Regions from separate parts of the Homo sapiens genome. Here regions 1 and 3 are each linked to region 2. The links are chromatin contacts, found by Hi-C or POLR2A ChIA-PET in ENCODE. All regions are on one chromosome and are shown on one strand. Each heading gives the region's core, a stretch centred on a gene start or an enhancer-like site at or near the end of the contact. The rest is flanking DNA. Distances are from core to core; before and after follow the strand shown.

What was found. A loop is a pair of places that touch in the nucleus more often than their neighbours do. ChIA-PET counts read pairs that join two places held with the same protein, here RNA polymerase II (POLR2A). Pooled maps may share reads with other maps.
Region 1: a loop to region 2 is called in a map of B cell, with 4 times the contacts of the local background. The contact joins the promoter of ST7-AS1 here to the promoter of CAV1 in region 2. A Hi-C loop is called at or near these places in 1 of 168 maps with a recorded cell type or tissue (B cell), 1 of 37 single-sample maps with no recorded cell type and 5 of 50 pooled maps. POLR2A ChIA-PET finds 5 or more read pairs at or near these places in 1 of 52 experiments (HCT116).
Region 3: a loop to region 2 is called in a pooled map, with 2.1 times the contacts of the local background. The contact joins the enhancer-like site here to the promoter of CAV1 in region 2. A Hi-C loop is called at or near these places in 2 of 37 single-sample maps with no recorded cell type and 5 of 50 pooled maps.

What each region holds. Positions count from the first base shown.
Region 1 is chr7:116,953,008-116,956,322 of GRCh38, reverse strand. ST7-AS1 (ST7 antisense RNA 1) reads left to right here and starts at 1,989. Exons shown (of 1, transcript NR_002330.1): 1 at 1,989-3,315. It overlaps ST7 (suppression of tumorigenicity 7), which reads right to left and starts at 2,822. Exons shown (of 16, transcript NM_001369598.1): 1 at 2,632-2,822. The coding sequence starts at 2,782. ST7-OT4 (ST7 overlapping transcript 4) reads right to left here and starts at 2,475. Exons shown (of 5, transcript NR_002329.2): 1 at 2,214-2,475; 2 at 1,644-1,862; 3 at 1,170-1,349. RefSeq lists silencers at 210-469, 2,067-2,366, 2,427-2,626, 2,837-2,906 and enhancers at 1,828-2,751, 3,167-3,276.
Region 2 is chr7:116,522,998-116,526,480 of GRCh38, reverse strand. CAV1 (caveolin 1) reads right to left here and starts at 1,445. Exons shown (of 3, transcript NM_001753.5): 1 at 1,389-1,445. The coding sequence starts at 1,418. RefSeq lists silencers at 74-463, 2,872-3,166 and an enhancer at 3,092-3,483.
Region 3 is chr7:117,007,457-117,010,927 of GRCh38, reverse strand. The region is part of intron 1 of ST7 (suppression of tumorigenicity 7); the gene reads right to left. Among named protein-coding and RNA genes, the nearest start is that of MIR6132, 11 kb to the left of the region's middle. Within about 2 kb of position 1,572, at least 2 of the 41 ENCODE cell types and tissues checked have a DNase peak (open chromatin) inside an H3K27ac peak, as active enhancers do.

The sequences.
Region 1 (3,315 bases), core at 740-3,239, 430 kb before region 2:
GCTAATGACTTCTTTCTCCCTGGGCCTTCCTTGCCAATAACTTCAGTACAGAAACTTTTTCCCAAAGGGGAGGGGAATTGGCAAGGAAAGGAGGGAATTAAGTTGACAACAACCTTTTGGCAGTTTTCCTACTATAACTTCTCACTGTTACTTAAAAGGGAAGAAAATAGGCCTCTAATGTCTGCAACTGTTTTTTGAAAAACCTAAACTGTTCTAGGGTGGTTTGTGGCTATAATTTCATGTCTCAAAATTAATGCCAAAGTCCTCCTCCCACCCCAGATCCTGCTACCCTCTCATAAAAACAGCAGAGAGGTGAGTGCTCTCTGTGTGCTTCCCCTTTTATCTTTCTTTATGACTGAAATGAGCATGAAACCAAACTGAAAAGTCCAGCATCATCAGGTCTTCTATCATGTGTCTAGCAAGGTACAGCCCGGATGGCACGTTCATCTTCATATTTTCGCTATCTCTTAGAACTGCCCCTACACAAATTAACAAAGGCATCTCTGAGAAATGCTAGATTTAAATTGCTAGAAGACCTAACAATGCCCTTCCTTAAGAAGTACACATTTTCCCAGTAGATATTTTGCTTCTTGCCTGATCTGCACAGAGCACTGGATGTGACACTTACACATATATACATGGGTAATTATTTAACCTGATGAAAATGTGATATACAAATGTATATCATGAAATAAAATTTTAAGTGTGTAATAAGGAGAAACATTAATATTTTAAAAACTAGTGTGTTTGAAAATCCCAAGTGCAAAAGTGTTGAAAGGTGGGACCTGTGAGTGGTAATTAGGTCATGAAGGCTCTGCCTTCAAGAATGAATTAATTTTGTTATTGAGGGAGTAGGTTTGTTATAAAAGTGAAAGTGGGCCCCCTCTTGTTTTCTCATGTTCTCTTACCCTTCCACCTTCCACCAAGGGATGACAGCAAGAAGGACCTCCCCACATGCCAGTCCCTTGATCTCAAGACTTCCCTGACTCCTGAACTACAAGAAATAAAATGTGTTCTTTAAAAATTACCCAATCTGTGGTATTCTGTTACAGCAGCACAAAACAGACTAACACTGTTACCAACAAATACGTAATTCCATTAAAACATATATTCAAACAACTTCTTAAAGGTATAGAACTTTGAGACCAGAAGGTATCCTGGAGACATACTTGTCTAAAGCGAAGAAGACAATATTGCGACAAGCAGCCATCCAAAAAGATGAAAAGCGAGAAAGCCATGGTCTTTCCGATGACAGACTCAAAAGGGCTGAGCAGCACCTATTCAAATGGTGAGACAATTCTAGAGTGCTGAATCCTATCCGCCTCCCAGGGACACGATCCCGAGGGATACTACAAAACAAATGTAAATATGAACATGAGTTCAAGTTAGTAATCAAAATACTTAAGTTAGTATCTGAAAGGTACAAGTTTCCTAACAAAATGAGTACATTATCTCAAGCGTTTTAAAAAGCGTTTTAATGCAGCTAAACACCTGAGGAAAATGCATTTCCAGACTTGCACTCCCAGAGTATGGAGATTAACAAGGGAAGATATATATGTGTACATATGTATATATCTTCAGGACTGTAAGAATTTCCCAGTACTGTGAAATTAAAATTTAAAACAAAAACAAAAACACTCTACCTTGAAATTTCCAGATTTAAAGGACTGTAACCCTTAGCTCGAAATTTACTTTGTGTTTCGGAACTCTCTGGAGTGTTAAGGCTCGTGTGTTTTCTTTGCGGGTGTTTTTTTAACGACTCAGTGGGCTGGCTCCAAGTTTGTGAAGATCCTGTTAATTACCTCCTGCATTTACCACCGACCAAGGATGGGAGGCACGCGGCACTTGCTGAGCATATGTAGCTTTACAGGGAAGGGAGACGAGCAAAGATCACTGAAAACTGCAACCGAAACCCTCAGAAATTCCAGCTCTCCCCTCTTCCCTCCGGTCCCTTCGACAATCCATTTGGTGACCTGACACGTCATCCATACACTCCCAAGAGTGCCTTCGGGAACCCCTCTCCCCACTACCCAACCAGAGAGACAGCCCCACGCCCGGCAAGACGCAACTCCGGGCCACGGAGGGCGCCGCCCGGACAGCCCGGCCGGGTCAGGGGGCTTCGCCGCCGAGCACCCTCCGGCAGCCGCCCTCGGGCCTCCGCGGCCGGGCGGGAGGGCGCCTCCCCGACCACACTTCGGCCGCTTGGCACCCACAGCCGGGAGGGCGTGAGGAAGGACTCGGTCTAACTCCGGGGAACCCTCGGAGTTCCGGCGCAGACACCCGAGGGGGTGTCCTGGGAACTCCTTCGCCCGCGACACCCGTTCTTCTCCGTCTCCCGACCACCAGCGACGCAGCAGGGCGGCTGCCGGCCCGGCCCGGCCCGCCTTGCGGGCTGTGCGCGGCGCAGCTCTTCCTCCGCGGGGCCGTGAAGGCCACCGGCCGCCCCCGCGCGCCCAGCTGCCCGGCCCCGCCGCCTAAGCCGCCGCGTTGCTGGCGGGTAGCCGCGGGCCTCCGGTGCGCGGGCCCCGGCGCGTCCCCGAGCGCGCGCCTGGCCGCGGCCCCGCGCGAGTTGCACTAACTTTCCGGGGCGGGGGAGGGGTGGGCGCCGCGGGCCCGGCTCCCAGGCCTTACCTGTGCTCAAGTTGTCGTTGATTTTCAAAGGCACCCGCAGGATGTAGACCAGGAATAGCACGATGAAGAACCACACGGTCCACAGATACGTCCAAGACCAAACTATGCAGGACTTGAGCTGCTCCAGAAAGCCCGTGGCCGCTTCAGCCATGTTTCAGCGCTCCTCTCTGCTGCCGCGGCTCTTGGTGTCTGCCGGGATGATTCACCGGCCCGGAGGCGCAGCTCGCGCCGCCGCCGCCGCCGCGGCCCGGGCGCCCCCGGAGCCCGCCCGCCGCCGGGGACGCGGGCTCGGCGGGAAATCGCGCGGGCCGCGGGCGCGCCGGCTTTTCCTTCTCCAGCCTTATTGCTAACTCTCTAAAGGTCCCTACAAGTGGCTTTCGTGGAGCGATCACGTGGCCCCTGCCCCCTCGCGTTCTGGGTCCATTTATATTTATTATGCTAATATTTAGAAAGAGAAGGCCAAGTGGCGCGCCGAAGGAAACGCCTCAGGCAGTTACAACCCGCATAAGTTGAGCGTTTACCACACGCCAGGCGCTGCTCCACGATCCGTACAATCTCATTTAACCCCTGCAACAATTCCCCACTACGATCCTCTTTCTATAGGTAGGGAAACTGAGGCTCACAGCAGCTGCGTAGTTTACCTTAAGGTGGAACCAAAATTCAATTGCAGTGGTGTATTCTGGG
Region 2 (3,483 bases), core at 196-2,695:
ACGGCGGTGGGAGGAAAAATGCAAAAAGAAAAACAAGCGATGAGAAGTCAGCCTGGCGGCGGGGGAAACCTCGAGCTCGAAATCGAACTAACCGCTCCGACAGCTACGGCTCCGTGCACAGAAACCGCCTGCGCGTAGCCAGCTTTTTAAGAGGATCTCGCAGAGGACACCACACCCCTCTGTACTCTGCAGGGCGCGCCTGCCTCCCCCGCCCGCCGCCAGGGGTCAGGGCAGGCCCCGCCGCGCGGTCCGAAGGCCCCCGCCCGCGCACGCCCCGGCTCAGCACGCAGGACCCGCAGGACCCGCAGGACCTCGGCGGCGAGGGGGCAGCCGCAGGCTTCTCCCGGACTCCCTAAGCCGAGTCGCTCTCGCCCTGAGCGCTTCACCTGTTTCGCGTTCCCGTCCCCGGTCCCTATTACCCCTGCCCCGGTAATCCCTTCCAGCTTTATCTAAGATCCAACAGCAGCCGCCCGACCCGTGGAATGTTCCCTTTATCGCTGCTTCTTGGCCGCATCCCCCTCGCACCTGCCCGCGCCCCCCACCCTGCCTCGGCCCTCTCTTGTCCCTCCACGGCTCTCCCTGCTCAATCCGCCGTGATGATCACAATCCCGAAAGTCCCCATTTTTGGCGGAGCCAGGCACCAGACCCCCTAAATGTCCTAGAACTCAGTCTCACCTGCGCAGCTCCCCCGACCCACCCTCAGGGCACTCCCAGGCTGCGGGCGGGTGGCTGAAGGGCAGCTACGTGTTGGAAGACGAGGTTTCCACACCCGGGCAGAGCTCCAGCGCGTGGAGGGCGTTGGAAGTGATGGTGGCAGTTTGGGGAGGGGAGGTCTACCTCTCTCGGAACACCCCTGCCAGACGCCAAGATGCAGAAGGAGTTCTTGAGATGGTTCAAGAACTTTGGAAAGTGCAAACACACCGCGCGCCGCCTGCGGGACCTGCCGGTCTGGGCGCCTGGCGGAGAGTCCCGGGGACTGTCCCCAGGACTCGGGTAAATAACACCTCCACCCTGCACTCCACCTCTTCGAACCCCCAGCAGGCAGGGCCGGACCGCGGGGGTCCCGCGACAAGGGAGCATCCTAGACCCATCCAGAAAACGCGTCCTGGGCCCAACAGACCCAATCTCAGGACCCCAATCCCCTTTTCCGTGTCCTCCTAGCTCAGGGGCTCCCTAGGCCCCCTCTCCATTAGGAAAACATAAAACATTCCTGGCTTCTCTTCACCTCCCCGCCCAGGCCCATTCCTCAGCGGTGCCAACGCCAGAGGAGTGCTCCGAAGTGGAGAGAGGGCTGGGGCCAGGGCAGCAGTCGGGATATTTGGAGAGGCAGATAGCAGAAGCGGACACTCCCCGCACGCCCGAGCCGGCGCCCCCCCACGGATGCCTACCTCCGAGTCTACGTATTTGCCCCCAGACATGCTGGCCCGTGGCTGGATGAAAACTGTGAGGAGGTTTCCCTGGGCTGTGCTTTAAGGGAACTGAGGAAGGAAGATCTTGTATTGTATGGGGGGAAAAAAAGGCGCTGGAGGGGGGCGGTGGCTGGGAGGGAGCCTCCTGGCCGCCCGCCAAAGGTTTGTTCTGCTCGCGGTTGGCCCGGACGTGTGCTGCGCCGGGTCTAGGCACATCCCCAAGGTTCTGGCAGCAGAGGGCGGGGAGCGCCCGCAGCGAGCAGAGAGCGAGTGAGAACGTTTCTCCCGCGCTGGGGTGCTTGGGCAGATTATTTTAAACCTGAGGCAACATTTTCCCTGCTCTGAACCACCGAGAGGCGTCCCGGGGAGAGCGAATGTTTTCGCAGTGCATCATCTCAGCAGGGGTGGAGGGAGCCGACGCGCCTGCAGAGATGCCCAGTATGGGCAACCAAGGCGGCAGAAACAATCCACAATCCTGCCCTGTCCTAAGCCGTCCCTTCCCACCTCCCCCACCCCCCGCCCATCGCCCAAGTTCCATCTCTGCCTTAAAACACATGTGTCTCCCTGTTTCACAGAGGGAGGGATGAAAGACGGCTAGGAACCTTTAGGTACATTTCACATCTAAACTTTGTGGATCCCTTATGGAAGGAATCTGTGTGGGTGCCTGTGGTGTACTTTTGGTGACACTCGTTTACATCTAGTCGGTGTGGATGGAAACTTAAGCAGGCATGCAGAATTTAACATTTCCCATCCGTTTCTGAAATGTCTCCCAAACGCTTCGAAATAAGAAATGAAGATCTTTAACTTTTCTATAATTTTATTACCGATATTTTCTGGAACAATGGAATTTTATGCCAACAGGTTATGCCATATTTGCAAAATACACAAAATGTTTATAATTGTAGAATTATTTAAAGCTTCAAGTTTATTACCAGAGAAGATTTTTTTTTAATGTGCTTGGCTGTGAGGAAAGATTTGACTTTTCTAATTGACTAGACTTAAAAAAAATGTGATAGCGATTAAAGTATTTTGTCTGTTCCTGAATCTGGGGCTTCTGTCTTTACTTTATTGTAAAGAAGCACAAAATGAATTAAATAGTAATCAGTCATTTTACTCTTGAGCTGTAATTAATCAGGAAACTCATTATCCAAAAATGAAAGGACATGTTACTTATGCTTCCATATGCAGTCAAAAGTCAAAGTATCACTTGAAATTATTTTAAAAAAAAAGCTGGAGTACACTTGAAGGGGCACAGGTTAAAATTAAAATGGAGAGGGGAATGTGGGTTGGGAGTAAGAGGGAGGAGAAAGGGAAATGGATGGAATGCTGAAAGAGTTGATTATTTAGTTAGAGAGAAGACACAAAAGTATAAAAGAACTATAAAGGACAGGCTATTGTTGGTAGCAAAAATTTTTGGAACAAAAGATCAGTTTTAACTAAGAATGGCAGGGAAAGTGTCACAATGTTACAAATGTTGGCATGCCTGTAATTATGTTGGCCATTCATGATTAGCAGACTAAAGATCTTTCAAAAGTTGGATTTTCCCAAATACCACATTAGTGGGAGCTAAATGATGAGAACTCATGGAAACAAATAGGGAAAAAACAGGCACTGGGGCCCACTTGAGGGGTGGAGCGTCGGGGAGGGAGAGGAGCAGAAAAATAACTATTGGGGAGTAGGCTTTGTAGCTGGGTGATGAAATAATCTGTACAACGAATCCCTGTGACACAAAATTTAACAAACCTGCACATGTACTCTTGAACCTAAAATAAAAGTTAAAAAATTTGGAATGCTTTAAAATAAGCTTATTTATGAGTAAACAAATAATTAGGGTCTTCCTTCCTTCCTTCCTTCCTTCCTTCCTTCCTTTCTTTTCTTTCTTTCTTTCTTTCTTTCTTTCTTTCTTTCTTTCTTTCTTTCTTTCCTTCCTTCCTTCCTTCCTTCCTTCCTTCCTTCCTTCCTTCCTTCCTTCCTTCCTTCCTTCCTTCTTTCCTTCCTTCCTTCCTTTTCTTTTTTTCTTTTCTTTCTGACAGGGTGTCCTCTGTCACCCAAGCTGGAATGCAGTGGTGCATTC
Region 3 (3,471 bases), core at 323-2,822, 480 kb before region 2:
CTCTTTCTCTTTCATGGCTTCCCTCCCTGGACTAGTGCCTGCCACGCGAGTCCACGGTCCTCTACCCTCCTCAGAGGAGAACGAGCATGGCTTCCACTTCACTCTTCCCTCTTAAATCAGAAAATCACAGCTTTATCATAATATCTTACATCGCATTTCCAAATTATACAATAACCGACTTTGTTATTACACATGTTTTAAAATACCAGGGTTGGATTATAAATGTTCACTCTATTTTTCTGCATTTCAGAAATGAAAATAGGGGGTTTTCCCTCTAGTCTCAATTCTCACCAACATGTGAGAGCTAAGTCAAAATGCCTTAAGGTTATGTCACATCCCAATTTCACCTTATTACTAAGTCAGAACAAACATTATCTAAGATATCTCATCTTGCTGCTCTCCCAGGCCTCTTACCACCCACTCCAGCCTGCATCTGCATCAGCATTTCCTTTTCATGTTTTGTCATCCTCATTGGCTTTGCTTACTGAGCCCCAAGTCTACCTCATGGCCTATCCCAAAATGTGAGAAGACTCCACTAAAAAAAGGATTATCTGGATGCAGAAGATTCCTAGAGCGTATGCCCAGCTCCTCCCATTACTGGGCTCTACTCCCAAGACCTCAAAATTTAAGTAAGCTAAGACAGATGAGCATCTAGCACTAACCAGATAAAAGAACTACCCTATGAAGTGAGGAGAGAATTCAGCTACTCAACTCAATATCATGACCCAGACCAGTGCTCCACATTCTCCATGGCACTAACCAGACTAGTTACTAGCTACCTAGAACCTAGAACCAAGGCAATGGTTCTGAGAAATTGTCAGTTACTTTCACAGATAACAATCATCCTTATTGAGCACAAAAGCATAATTATGACCAAACGCATGAGTAAAACATAATAAAAGATCTGCTTAACCAAACTCCAAACCTTCAGATAAGGGCTCTTTCTGGATACACAACACCTGTTTGTTGTTATGCTTTAAAAGGATGGTGGCAATAGTGGCAGGATCCCCGGTTCTCAGTGGCTGCAAAGCACAGATCTCTTACATGGTTGTAGGGCCACTCCCTTCTTACAGTGGCCTCAAGAGAACTAAAATCAAGTAACCACAGCTGGAAAAAGGAGGTAAATAACTTTTATAAGAGGTGCTGTGTGGTCTCCCTATCACTGATGTTTTAACTCTATCAGAAGATGACTATAAAAAAGGACATTGGGTTTATGTGTTTAAGGTTAGCCAATTAAAAAAAAATATAGCAATTAATCTTGATGTATAATTAGCAGTCATGAGAAACATTACTAAAGTTACTAAAATGCCTGATAAAAATAAGAAAGATTAAGATTTTCGTCCTACAAATATGAATCCAACAATAAATATGCTTATTCATTTTACATCCTGACAGTGATGGTCATTTTATATACATTTGAATCAAAGCTCTAGTGTAATGATCAGAATCAAACTATAGGTTTGTACAACAAACAGGGAGGTACCCAAGCCAGACATATCCCTCTGTAGAAAAGCTTCTTTAGGCAAACCACAGACCTTCCTGTGTGGTTTTGGTCTGTTCACATGATTGGCAAAAGGAACCACTGGAAAATAAGCAAAGAAAGTCATAAAAAATAGTCATGAATGGACTAGTGTGGGTTGTCCCAGAGGCCAAAAACAAAAAAAAAAAAACAAAAAAAAAGTGGAGAAGTTCTTTAAGGAATTTCTTAGCTGTAGCATACAGCTGCAGTTCTAGGTAAGCAAAGAAGATCACAAATTTCCATGGTACTACAAAACAAATCATTCTCAATGTTTTCTAGCAGGAGCTGGCAAATCCTTTTTATAAAGGGCCAAATAGTAAACAGTTTAGATTTTGTGGGACCATCTGTTCTCTGTCACAACTACTCTATTGTTTCAGTGCAAAAATAGTCATAAACAATACATAAATTAATGTAGCCATGTTCCAATAAAACTTTATTTATAAACTTTGAAATTAAATTTCTTGTAATGTTCACATATCATGACGTATTCTTTTGAAAATTTTTCAGCGATTTAAAAATGTTAAAAAAAAAGTTAGCTTATAAATCTCACAGAAACAGGCAGCCCATGGGCTACAGTTTGCCAAACCCTGTTCAACAATATTTACTGTGGTTGATTTGACCTTTCTCTGCAAGAGCTCTAATCTTCAATTAGGTCTCTGCCATTGACAAGACTCACGAAGATAATGGAATCCATCAACAACTGCCTGATTGCATCAGGGTCAGAAATTCAAGAAAAGTTTCATCCCAATTCCCTTCATTTCTGATGATACTATGAACAATACCTCATTCCCTATCACATTAGAACTGGTGATAAATGCTCAATTTCTGAGAAATTGTCAACTACTTTCCCAGATAAGGAAAACCACATACCTCCAATCCACATACATCTCTAGCCCTTGAAGATTATATAAAAATGGAAATCATGGGCTAAGATTTCCAAGTCTCTTCAATTATATTATAAGCCAGGAAAACTTTCTATAAAACATACTCATAGTGTAGAACACAAGTAATAGCTAGTTTGTCTGAGAAAATCTGACCCTGTTCACCAACAATTGCTGAAAGGGAATTCTTGAGAAACAAGAAACAGACTACAATCCTAACTGCACAGTTAATTAATTTGGTTAGACATTTCACAACAGTATCACTTCATTTATGAAATGAAGAACTTAAAATTATTTCTGAGGTTTTTTTCTAGCTCTAAAATACAACAATTCTGTAATGAGTTACGCTGATCATGATACCTACCTCATTAAGGGTTTCGGCAGATTTCTATTAAAGTTCACATGGATGACTTTTTTTGTCATTAGCCTTCAGATAAGAAGCAGATAATTTCCTCTCTGCTTTTTTGTCTCTGGTTTTTTGAAAGGCTATTGAAAATATATTTCTAATCAAGACAACTGCTACATTCTTAAAATTTTAACACAGATTCTTACAGTTTTAACACAGATATAGGTGATTCTAAGAGAAAATGTAGTGAAGTGTATTACTTGGAAAATGTTTCTAGAGACAGACATTTGTGCCTGTGCAACTATAGACTTCAAATTCATAGAGACAGAAAGTAGAATGGTGATTGCCAGAGGCAGGAGGAAGAAGAAAATGGGGAGTTGTTTAATGGGTACAGAACTTCAGTTTCGTAAAATGAAAAGAATTCTGAAGACTGGTTGCATGGCAATGTGAGCATGAGCTCCTAAGAAGACAGTCAGCCTGTCCTGTGAAGCTTTGAAGCCAGGCATTGACTTCTCTCCAGCTATGAAAGGCCTAGATGGCATCTTCCTCCAATATAACACTGTTTTCACCTACACTGAAAATCTGTTGTTGAGTGTAGCCACCTTCATCAGGTATCTCAGCTAGACCTTCTTGATAATTTGCTGCAGCTTCTACATTAACACTTGTACTTTACCTTGCACTTTTATGTTATGCAGATGGCTTCTTTCACTAAACCAAATAAACCA